Regions from separate parts of the Homo sapiens genome. Here region 1 is linked to region 2. Evidence: read pairs that join two places in POLR2A ChIA-PET (ENCODE). Cell type or tissue: B cell. All regions are shown on one strand. Each heading gives the region's core, and the rest is flanking DNA. Links, peaks and the distances in the headings are about the cores only. Region 1 overlaps GPR4 (G protein-coupled receptor 4). Region 2 overlaps PPP1R13L (protein phosphatase 1 regulatory subunit 13 like).

What was found. Peaks named below come from ENCODE experiments on the same cell type or tissue, not always from the same donor. Only the 100,000 strongest peaks of a DNase experiment are listed, where the experiment ranks them.
Region 1: POLR2A ChIA-PET joins it to region 2 with 7 read pairs; 4 of 35 experiments call an interaction of 5 or more read pairs at or near these places.

What each region holds. Positions count from the first base shown.
Region 1 is chr19:45,596,465-45,601,825 of GRCh38, forward strand. All of the region lies in intron 1 of GPR4 (G protein-coupled receptor 4), which reads right to left. Among named protein-coding and RNA genes, the nearest start is that of GPR4, 3.1 kb to the right of the region's middle. RefSeq lists enhancers at 912-1,549, 1,550-2,186. In B cell, for the core only: no CTCF peak of the experiment used is centred there; DNase peaks (open chromatin) are centred at 2,307 and 3,127; H3K4me3 peaks cover 656 bases; H3K27me3 peaks cover 4,615 bases.
Region 2 is chr19:45,394,569-45,399,919 of GRCh38, forward strand. It overlaps PPP1R13L (protein phosphatase 1 regulatory subunit 13 like), which reads right to left. Exons shown (of 13, transcript NM_006663.4): 2 at 3,696-3,771; 3 at 3,437-3,579; 4 at 1,977-2,490; 5 at 1,770-1,868; 6 at 1,600-1,691; 7 at 868-1,318. The coding sequence starts at 3,750. Among named protein-coding and RNA genes, the nearest start is that of PPP1R13L, 7.8 kb to the right of the region's middle. RefSeq lists an enhancer at 4,013-5,011. In B cell, for the core only: no CTCF peak of the experiment used is centred there; DNase peaks (open chromatin) are centred at 2,259 and 3,933; H3K4me3 peaks cover 893 bases; H3K27me3 peaks cover 1,626 bases.

The DNA.
Region 1 (5,361 bases), core at 315-5,314, 200 kb after region 2:
AAAGTGCTGGGATTACAGGCGTGAGCCACCGCGCCCGGGCAAGATCTTTCTATCATGAAAATCAGCTCTTTCTTTTCTTCTTTTCTTTTCTTTCTTTCTTTCTTTTTTTTGAGACAGGGTCTCACTCTGTCATGCAGTAGTGCAATCTTGACTCACTGCAGTCTTGACCTCATGGGCTCAAGCCATCCTCCCACCTCAGCCTCGTAAGTGGCTGGGACTACAGGTGTGTGCCACCACACCTGGCTAATCGTTCTATTTTTTGTGGAGATGGGGTTTCCCCATGTTGCCCAGGCCGGTCTCCAACTCCTGGGCTCAAAAGATCTTCCTGCCTTGGCCTCCCAAAGTGCTGGGATTACAGGCATGAGCCACCACATGCAGCCTAGTTCTTGTTACTTCCCTGCTTGAAACCCTCCAATGGCTTCTGAATGGACTTGCGGTAAAATCCAGACTCCTCATCCGGAGTCACAAGGTTCTGTCTGACCTGCTGGGGCAGCCTAGCCAATCTCACTCACCTCTCCTTCCTGCCTCAGCAGTCTCAAGGCCAGTGAGTGACCTTCTTTCCAGCCTCAAACCTTTGCACACTTACCATACTCTCAGTCTGGAATGCTCTTTTTTTTTTTTGGAGACAGAATCTTACTCTGTCGCCCAGGCTGGAGTGCAGTGGCACGATCTCGGCTCACTGAAACCTCCGCCACCTGGGTTCAAGTGAGTCTCCTGCCTTGGCTTCCTGAGTAGTTGGGATTACAGGTGTGCACCACCATGCCCAGCTAATTTTTGTATTTTTAGTAGAGATGGGGTTTTACCATGTTGGCCAGGTTGGTCTCGAACTCCTGTTCTCCAGTGATCCACCCACCTTGGCCTCTCAAAGTGCTGGGATTACAGATGTGAGCCACTGCTCTTCCTTCAGATAGTCTGAGTAGCTCCGTTCCCTCCTTCACTTCCTCGGGAGTCCCTCTCCATTCAGTCCCCGACTCTCCCCTGCCCCAGGACCCTCTCCTCACATCACCCTGTTTTGTTTGTGTCTGTCTGCCTAGAATAGGTTGTCCAGGAGGGCAGAGACTTTGTGTGCCTTGTTGACTGCTGTATCCCCAGCATCCAGGACAGGCCCAGCATACAGTAGGTGCTCAATAAATTACCAAGGTCATGGTCAGGGAGCACAGAGCCATTTGCCAATGGCAAAAACCATTCCAGAAGCTTTGCAGAGGCCAGAGGCATGGAGTAAAAACATACTCTCTGCCCATGAGGCTGCCCCACCCCACCCCAGGCTCAAACAAGGGCATGGGGAGGAGGGGGAAGGGAGGGAGAGGAGTCCATTCCCAGGGGAAGAGGTGGTCAGGGGAGAGCTGGAAAGGGCAAGATCTATCCGCTTCTTAATTGACTTTGAAAGGTCAGGGCTGAGTCGTGCTCAGTAAGTCCTGCCCCCTGTGGGGTCCTCAGCGGCAGAGCTGCCTCCCCCACCCCAGACTCTTGGGCAGAAGCTTGTGGGTCCTGTGGAGATGGGATGGGTGGGGGCGTACTCCAGGCTGGAACAGTGTGATCCAGTCCCTCCCTTCCACTTGAAACCTCCCACCCAGACCAAGTCACTCAAAATAACCTCCCTCCCCTCTCCTCTGCCCTCTCTCTCCCCATCTCTCTGCCCCTAGTCTCTCCCTTCCTCCTGTGACATTTAGAGAATTAGGTCTCCAGGAGCCTCAGTTTCTCCCTTCTGTAAAAGGGGGCACAGGCTTTATAGTCATCACATCACAGACCGGAACGTCCTTGCTAGAATGCGATATCAGCTCCGTAACATGCAGTATTTGAACGATTATTATTATTCCACGGGGACTAGGGGGCTGAGACAAGAAATAAACCGGTTCTTCATGGCAGGAGACACCCACCGAGGGCTAGAAGTCCCCTTTGCCCCACTTTCTATCGACCCCCAGGGCTCTGCTGACCTAACTCGGGTACCCGGGCAGGAGACACTTCCGGCAGCCAGAGGAGGAAATACACTTCCCATTGCTAATTTCCTCAAGGGGGAACCGGTCCAGCTCTCACCCCTCCTCCCTCCCACCCCTCCTCCCCAACCTGCTGGCATCTTGCGGATGCTGGACATGGGGGGGAGGGGTGCCCAGACAGCCCTCTCTTCTTCCCCACGTGAGATCTGCCCAACGTGGAAACCCCAAAAGTCAGCATGGAACGTCAGACTCTTAGAACGCCACAGTGCAGCCGACGTATGTGTGGCAGCTGGGAGTGTGAGGCTATTTCTGACCCCTTCCTGGTACAGATGGGGAAACCGAGGCCCGCAGCAGCAAGGCAGTTGTCTAAGTCACTTGATGTCTCAAGACTGGGCAAACCTCCTGTCGCTGTTAACTAAACAGCTTCCCTTCCCCTGAGGTTTTTCTCTTCACTCTCTGAACTTCTGTAATTTTTCTCAAGTCTTTCTGAGCGTCTCTGGCCCCTCTGAGAACCTACTAGAAGATACGACCTTCTCCCCACAAAGAAAGCAAGCGACCTTCCATCACCTGATCCCCATAACCCCGTTCCCCTTCCAGGACCCTCTCTGGTTGGGATCTAAGTTCTGCCCCTTAGGCTCTGTTGAGGGGGTAAACCCCCAAATCTCACATCCACAAGAAGCTCCCCCTGTCTGTCCCACAGGCCCCCACTTCTTGGGTCCCTGCTGGCCCCTTCCAGAGAGTCGGGGGGAAGAGAAATATACCCAAGGATGGAGAGATGGTGGGGGGACAGGAAAGACTAGGAAGACCTGGCCCCCCCAACTTTAGCAGCCTCGGCTGCCGCATCCTGCCAGCCACCCCAAAATCCAGCAAAGCTGAAAAACTTGGAGGATTTTGAGGACAAGAGGGAGAAGTGCTACAGCCCCCCGCATCCCCCAGCACCCCTGGGCTCACTCACCAGCCTTGTCCCCGATGCCACCAGGCTATCTCACCTCCCCCTTTTCCTCCTCTGTGGGCTCCTGCTCCCACCACCCCCCCCTCCCCGCCTTCTCCCTGCAGCCCCAAGGGACCAGCCAGCTCCGGTCTGCTCATTAGGGACGAAATGTGATCACTGGTCCTCGCTCCCCACCTGGTGCCCTGGCGGCCGGCGGAAACCAGGGGGCAATCGGGCTACCCTAACGGCCCCACTGCACCTCAGTATCCCTGTTTCAACCGAGAGGGTCTCTGTGCCCCCAAAGCCCACACTGCCTACTAGGGATACCAGTCCTTAGATGGCCTCTCTGACGTTCTAGGTCTCTATGGTTCTGCAGTCTTCAGGTTCTATCCTTAGTTCACTTCGCAGTTGAATGTTCTATTATAACATTCTAGAGCGTTACTCTTCTTTCATTCTATTTATTACATCGTGGCTTTGTAAGTACCTACCCTAAGTTTCCAATATTCTAGGAGTGTCACATTCCAAGATTCGAAAGTTCTATTGTTAGAACACGCTATGATTTTTTTAAGCATTCTATGACTTTCATAATCTATTATTAAACGCTCAGTGATTTTTATCTTTCCCCAGCAAACAGGAATATGTATTTCCCTTTTCTCTTTTACAGAAATGGGAACATACACTAAATACGGTGAGCCCCACTTCCTTTTCTTTCCCCCCTTCTCTCGCCTGCTTTTGAACATTCCAGCAGCCTGATTTCTAAGATTGTGCAGAATTCTAAGAAATTATGGCTTCATGGAGGGAAGAGAGGGGCGTGTTAGTCACCACCTCCACCTGGCCCCTAAATTCTCACCACCTGGGGGTGACATGCTATATCCAGGCCGCCTCTCTACCCTTTCGCTAGTGGGCCTAGCCTCAGCCCTCCCCGCTCACACCAGCTGAGTTATTATTTGTCTAGACACAAACCAAATTATAGGCCCTGTCCCCGAGGGAACGGTGGGCTCCAGGCGGAGGGTCAGGAGACTGAAGCTGGAGTTAATCCCGGTTCCCCTCCACCTCCCTCCCTCTCTTCCCGAAACTCCACCCCTTCCACCCAAACCAACTATTGCCCCTCTCCCTCCCCACCACCATGGTTTTGGAAATATTTTCTCTCCTCTGCTTCTAAAACCCTCCCTTCTGGATTCCAGCCATTTCTACTCACCCTGGCATCTCTCCCTCCTCATTGAGAAGACCTCTTTCCCCAAATTAATCCGACTTAGTGGTAGCAGAAGAAGCCAGCTCTGTGGATTTGGGCTTCAGTTGAAAACTGGGGTCCCAACCCTCCAGCCTGGCACTGACTCACTGTGGGGACTTCTGCTTTTGGACCTCAGTTTCTCCATCTATAAAATGGGGGCAGGGGGAGTTGGCCTAGGTGGCTCCGCAAACCCTTTCCAGCTCTCAGCTGCCATCACTGAAACGTGCCAAGATTTCAACACTCCTCTTTTTGGATTGAAGGACTCCAGTATCCCCAGGACCTTTGATTGGAAAGATCTGGAATTCCCAGGCCTCCCCTCCAATGCTTCTTCCATCTGGGCCCTTCCATTCAAAGATGTTCACATTCAAGGTACTTGATCATAGGATTCCCAGGGTTCCAGGAGCCCCTATGGGTCTTTCATCCTCTTCAGCTGGGATTCCCCCAGAAAAGAAAACCTCCTCATCCTCACCCCAAACCTGAAGTCAAGTTCATCTACAAAGACAGAGGTGGGGGCGGATACCCCCTTGGTGGGCTCAGGAGGAGGGGGGCTGATGGTGGGCTCTGGAGGGGGAACTGGGGGGTGTGGCCCCATCCTCTCCACTTCTGCGCCAAACAAATTCCCCAATGCATATCCAGCCTGAGTACGCACACACACACATCCCACAACCGATGCCTCACAGATATCCTAGAGCTATTCCTCAGCCTAGTTTGGGAGGAGGGGTTGTCCAGTTCCAGGGGGGAGAGTGAGGCGGAAGCAGGAAAGAGTTAATGGTGACCCAGCCAAATCCTGGAAGAGAGGAAGTAGGGGAGGAAGTCCACCCCCCAGGCAGGAATTCCTGAAATTGGCGGGCGGGCTGGGTGCGACCTGAGGGGCAGTGGGGTGGCTCCGTGAAGGGGGCGCTGGGATCATGGTGTCACTTAGAGTCCGCCTGCCCCAGGTCACAAGCCTCCTGCCCCCTACCCCACTCCCAAGCAGGTTCCCAGCCCAGAGGAAAGTTCCGGGATGCGGAGGATTTGGAAGGAGAGAAGACAGAGCTGAAGGTGCCAAAACAGTGTTATAAGAGACGGAGAGAAAGAGACAGGGCAATAGAGATGAAGAGACAGGAAGGGAGAGAGCAAAGAGATACACAGAGACAGGGAGAGATGGAGATAGAGTCAGAGACATCCGCAGAGGTCCCACAACAGACGGGGGTGAGGCAGAGGCAGGGGCAGAGGGAGGTGGGACCCAGAAACAGAGAGACAGAGACAGACAGACGGAGACAGAG
Region 2 (5,351 bases), core at 1-5,000:
CGCCTCCTTGGCTCAAGCTGAGTAGCTAGGACTACAGTGGTGAGCCACCATGCCCAGCTAATTTTTTTTTTTTTTTTTTTTTTTGATAGAGATGGGATTTCATCATGTTGTCCAGGCTGGTCTTGAACTCCTGACCTCAAGTGATCTGCCCACCTCGGCCTCCCAAAGTGCTGGGATTACAGGTGTGAGCAACTGCACCTGGCCCATCAGGTGCTGTTTTAAAGGCTTTATATGAATTTAATAACATATGTCAATAGGATCGATTCTATCATTATTTGCCTTTTTTTTTTTTTTTTTTTTTGAGGCAGAGTCTCCCCGTCACCCAGGATGGACTGCAGTGGCGCAATCTCGGCTCACTGCAACCTCCACCTCCCGGGTCCAAGTGATTCTCCTGCCTCAGCCTCCCAAGTAGCTGGGACTACAGGCGCCCGCCACCATGCCTGGCTAATTTTTGTATTTTTAGTAGAGATGGGGTTTCATATTGGCCAGGCTGGTCTCGAACTTCTGACTTTGTGATCCGCCCGCCTCGGCCTCCCAAAGTGCTGGGATTACAGGCATGAGCCACCGTGCCCGGCCCATTATTTCCCTTTTACACTCAAGAAAATTGAGGCCCAGTGAGGTTAAGTGACTTGCCCAAGGTCACACAGCGTGGAACCAGGCAGTCTGGCTTCAGGGTCCACACTTAACCTTTGAGCTATCCCTGGCTCCTACCCAAATTCCCAAACTCACCTGGCCTAGCTCTCTGCAGGGACAGTGCTTGTAAAGAGGCATTTGGCTGTGATCTCCCCACCTCCCAGGGCTGGTCTGGTCCCCCTGCCATTTGTCCTCCCTTCACCCAGTCCTCTAGGGCCCTCATTGCTGACTCACCTTCGTTCACAGGGGGCCATGTCTGTTGGGGATGCTGGGGGGCTGGGGTAGGGGTTTGGGGTTGGGTCTGGGGCTGTGGGGGCAGCTGGGGCTGTGGTTGTGATTGTGGCTGGGGCTGTGGTTGTGGTTGGGGCTGCAGCTTAGGCGGGGGTGCTCGGGTGAAGAGGGGGGACCCAGGGAGCATGGCGCGGCTGGCCCCGTGCTCCCAGAAGGCGTTCTGCAGCTTGAAGATCATGCTGAGGGGGATGGGACGCTGGCGCGGGGCCCCGCGGGGCTGGGGGCTGGAGGGGGGCATGGGGATGCGGCTGACGGGCTGCCAGCTGCGAGGCAAAGTGCCCGACGGCCCCGCGGAGCCCAGCGAGCGCCGGTAGCTGCCCGCGTCTGAACGCCGGTCGCTGGCCAGAGGAGAGACCTTGTAATTGCGCGGCAGGGTGGCGCTAGTGAGGTTGTCCTGGGGAAGAGGGAAGGGAGAAGGGGATCGGGTGAGAGAGGGAAGGTGGAGGGGAGGTAAAGACAAAAGACGAGAAGGGAGAGGAGGTGAGGGAAGCCCTGGGAGTGAGGGAGAAGAAAGGGTGAGGAAGGAGCAGAAACCCAGCACAGTGAAGGGAGAGCGTGGGAACGGGCGCCGAGACCCAGATCGCAGCCCCGAGGGGGAGACTGGCCTTGACCCCGCTCCCCCACCCCACTCCTCGACCTTCCCCAGCCTCTCCTCCCCAGGCGTCGCCTCCTCACCTTGCCGGTGCCCCCCAGTCCATCCAGGCTGCTCTCCCTCCAAGGCAACAGCTGCAGGCTCGGCGAGGCAGGCCTTGCGAAGACGTCCAGGCCTGCGGGGCGGGAATCATTAGGGTCTGTGGGGCTGCCTCTCCTCCGGGTCCTCCATTCCCCGGGCCTCCACCACTCACGTTCATAGCTCGCTGTCTGCGAAGGCTTCTTCTCGTACGCCACGTCCAGGTCAGACTCGTTCCAGGCTTTCGGAGGCCGCCGGCGCAGCGTCAGGTCGTCTGGGGAGAAGTTTCCAGGGAGGATGAGACGGGAGGGGTGGCGAGCCCCGGATCCTGCCCGCTTTGACCCCGCGAGTCAAAGGCCCCGCGAGGGGCCCCTGGGTTCACCTTGCGCGCGCAGAGGCGGGGCGAATGCGCTGCCGCCGGAGCCTAGCAGGGAGCTCCCGAAGGCGGACGCTGGCGCGTCGTAGGCTGTGGCAGGGGGGCGCGGTGACGGCCCACGCTCGGGGAAGAAGGCCTGGGGCCCCTCCGCCAGGGGGCTGCCGCGGGGGGAGCCTGCGCGGCCCAGGAAGTCGAAAGGCGTGGGGGGACCCTGCTGGCGGAGCGGGCCTGGCCCGGGCCGCGGGGAGGGCGCACGGCCGAGGGAGCTGCCTGCGCCATCGAAGGCGCGGGGCCGGGGCGAGGTCGCGCGGTCCAGGCTGCCGTAGGCGTCCGGCTGCAGGTAGAGCGGGGTGCGCGGCGACGACGGCCGTCCCTTGGGGGACAGCGGGCTGTAGGGGTGTAGGGTTGGGGCACTCTCTGATCGTCCGAACGGGGTGTCTGCGCCGTCGGTGGCCGCCTTCCGGGGGGACCCTCGGCTGCCGAAGGGCTCAGGGATCGAGCTGGAGCTGTACCGGGGCGGCTGTGGGGAGGCCAGGGCATTGAGGGATGGATCAAAGGAGACATTAGTGGAAGGGTTGGTGTGTGGGCGGGGGTGTCAAGAGAGATCACTGGAGGTCAACCCAGAGGAGGCTGACCGGCCATGGAAATTCAGGCACAGAGAGCCCAGGTGAGTAGTGGTGGGGAGACAGCCCTGAATCAGCACTGTGGCTAGCCCATTACTCTATGTCACCTTTATGCCACTTAGGTAAACACCTCTTTCCTTCTGAGGGTCCCTTTAGATGTCCACTTCCACTGGTCCCCTCTTTTCTATTTCTTTCTTTCTTTCTTTCTCTCTCTTTCTTTTCTTTCTTTCTTTCCTCTCTCTCCTTCCTTCCTTTCTCTCTCTCTCCTTCCCTCCCTCCCTCCCTCCCTGCTTGCTTGCTTTCTCTCTCTCTCTTTCTTTCTTTCTTTCTTTCTTTCTTTCTTTCTTTCTTTCTTTTCTATCTCGGCTCATTGCAGCCTCAACCTCCCTGGCTTAGTGTGATCCTCCCACTTCAGCCTCCCAAGTAGCTGGGATTACAGGTATGCACCACCACACCTGGCTAACTTTTGTATTTTTAGTAGAGACAGGGTTTCACCATGTTAGCCAGGCTGGTCTTAAACTCCTGACCTCAAGTGATCCGCCTGTCTCTGAAAGTGTTGAGATTACAGGCGTGAACCACCGTGCCCAGCCAGATTTTTAAAAAATCATTTGTAGAGGCTGGTCTCAAACTCTTAGTCTCAAGCAATTCTCTCACCTCGCCTTCCAAAGTGCTGGGATTCCAGGTCTGAGCCATCGCGCCTGGCCTGGTCCCCTTTTTTCAAGTTCCCTTGAAGAGCCCACAACCTGCATAACTATATGGGGCAATTTTGCCTGAAATCCAGGCCTCTGGTCTGGACTGTGGCGAGAGGCTGGCTTTGGAGATCAAGGTGGGAACCAGGCTTACCCTAGAAGGGGGTCCGGCCTGCGGGCCAGGAGGCGCGGGAGAGTCTGACCACAGCGACTCCAGCTGCTTGGTCAGTTCATCCACCTTGGCCGCCGCCGTGTCCAGCTCCATCTGCTTCAGATCCATGTGTTTCATGGCCAGCGCTGGGAAGGTGGGAGTGGAGGTAAGGACCTGGCCTCCTGGCAGGGGCCGGCCTCAGCACCCCTCGCCCGCTGCCGAGGTCCCCGCCTCGCCAGCCCCGCCCCCTACTCCAGCTTACACTGGAAGTTCATGTCCAGAAAGTCCCGCGCGCTCTGGAATGCCTCGCTGTCCATGGTGCCGGCCGGAGCGGGCGCCTGCATGGTGGGGAGGGAGGGAGCTGGCTAAGACCCCGCCCCTCTAGACCCCGCCCTCAGGGAGTCAGACGCCGTCAGGAGCGGGACAACGCCTCAACTCAGTTCCTTCCCCTGGAAGCCCTTTACCCTTTCACCTCCCCAGCTGGGAAATGCCAACTCCTCCAAAGCCAAGTCCATGCGCCACGGAGAAGTCCAAACCCAGTCTAAAACCTCCGGAATTCACTTTCTCTTTCTTTTTTTCTTTTCTTTTTTTTTTTTTTTTTGTGTATGTGTGTGAGACAGAGTCTCGCTCTGTCGCCCAGGCGGGAGTGCAATGACGCGATCTTGGCTCACTGCAACCTCCGCCTCCCGGGTTCAAGCAAATCTTCTGCCTAGCTGGGACTACAAGCGCGCGCCATTATGCCCGGCTAATTTTTGTAGTTCTGGGATTACAGGAGTGAGTCTCCGCGCCCGGCCGTGTCCATCTCTTTATCTCAGTCCTAAGACCTGAATCACTCCTTGAACAATTATCTATTGATCACCTACAATGTGCCGGTAAACATAGGATGGAATAACTATGAATTACTGAATGTTTACTAGGGACCAGGACGCACTGTGCTAGATCCTGTTTTTGTTTGTTTTTGAGATGGTGTCTCGCATTTTCGCCCAGGCTGGAGTGCAGTGGCGCGATCTCGGCTCACTGCAAGCTCCGCCTCCAGGGTTCATGCCAGTCTCCTGTCTCAGCCTCCCGAGTAGCTGGGACTACAGGCGCCTGCCACCATGCCTGGCTAAATTTTTGTATTTTTAGTAGAGACGGGGTTTCACCGTGTCAGCCAGGATGGTCTCGATCTCCTGACCGCGTGATCCATCTGCCTCGGCCTCCCAAAGTGCTGGGATTACAGGCGTGAGCCACCGCGCCCGGCCTTGTTTTTGTTTTTTAATAATAATTCTGCTGTCTGCTGTGTACTAGAACCCATGCCTACTGCTTGGGGTATAATGTAGTAAATGTAGTAAAAACAATATCCGCCGGGCGCGGTGGCTCACGCCTGTAATTCCAGCACTTTGGGAGGCCAAGGAGGGCGGATCACGAGGTCAGGAGAGCGAGACCATCCTGGCTAACATGGTGAAACCCCGTCTCTACTAAAAATACCAAAAATTAGCCAGGCGTGGTGATGGACGCCTGTAGTCCCAGCTACTCGGGAGGCTGAGGCAGGAGAACGGCGTGAACCCGGGAGGTGGAGCTTGAACTGAGCGGAGATCGCGCCACTGCACTCCAGCCTGGGCGACAGTGCGAGACTCCGTCTTAAAACAAACAAATAAATAAATATGTTTAAAACAACAACAACAATAACCAGCCAGGCGCGGTGGTTCACTCCTGTAACCCGAGCACTTTGGGAGGCCGAGGTGGATGGATCGCTTGAAGCCAGGAGACCAGCCTGGCCAATATGGTGAAACCCCGTCTCTACAAAAAAATACAAAAGTTAGCTGGGCATGGTGGCATGTGCCTGTAATCCCAGCTACTCAGGAGGCTGAGGCACAAGGCTCACTTGAACCTGGGAGGCACAGGTTGCAGTGAGCATAGATTGTGTCACTGCACTGCA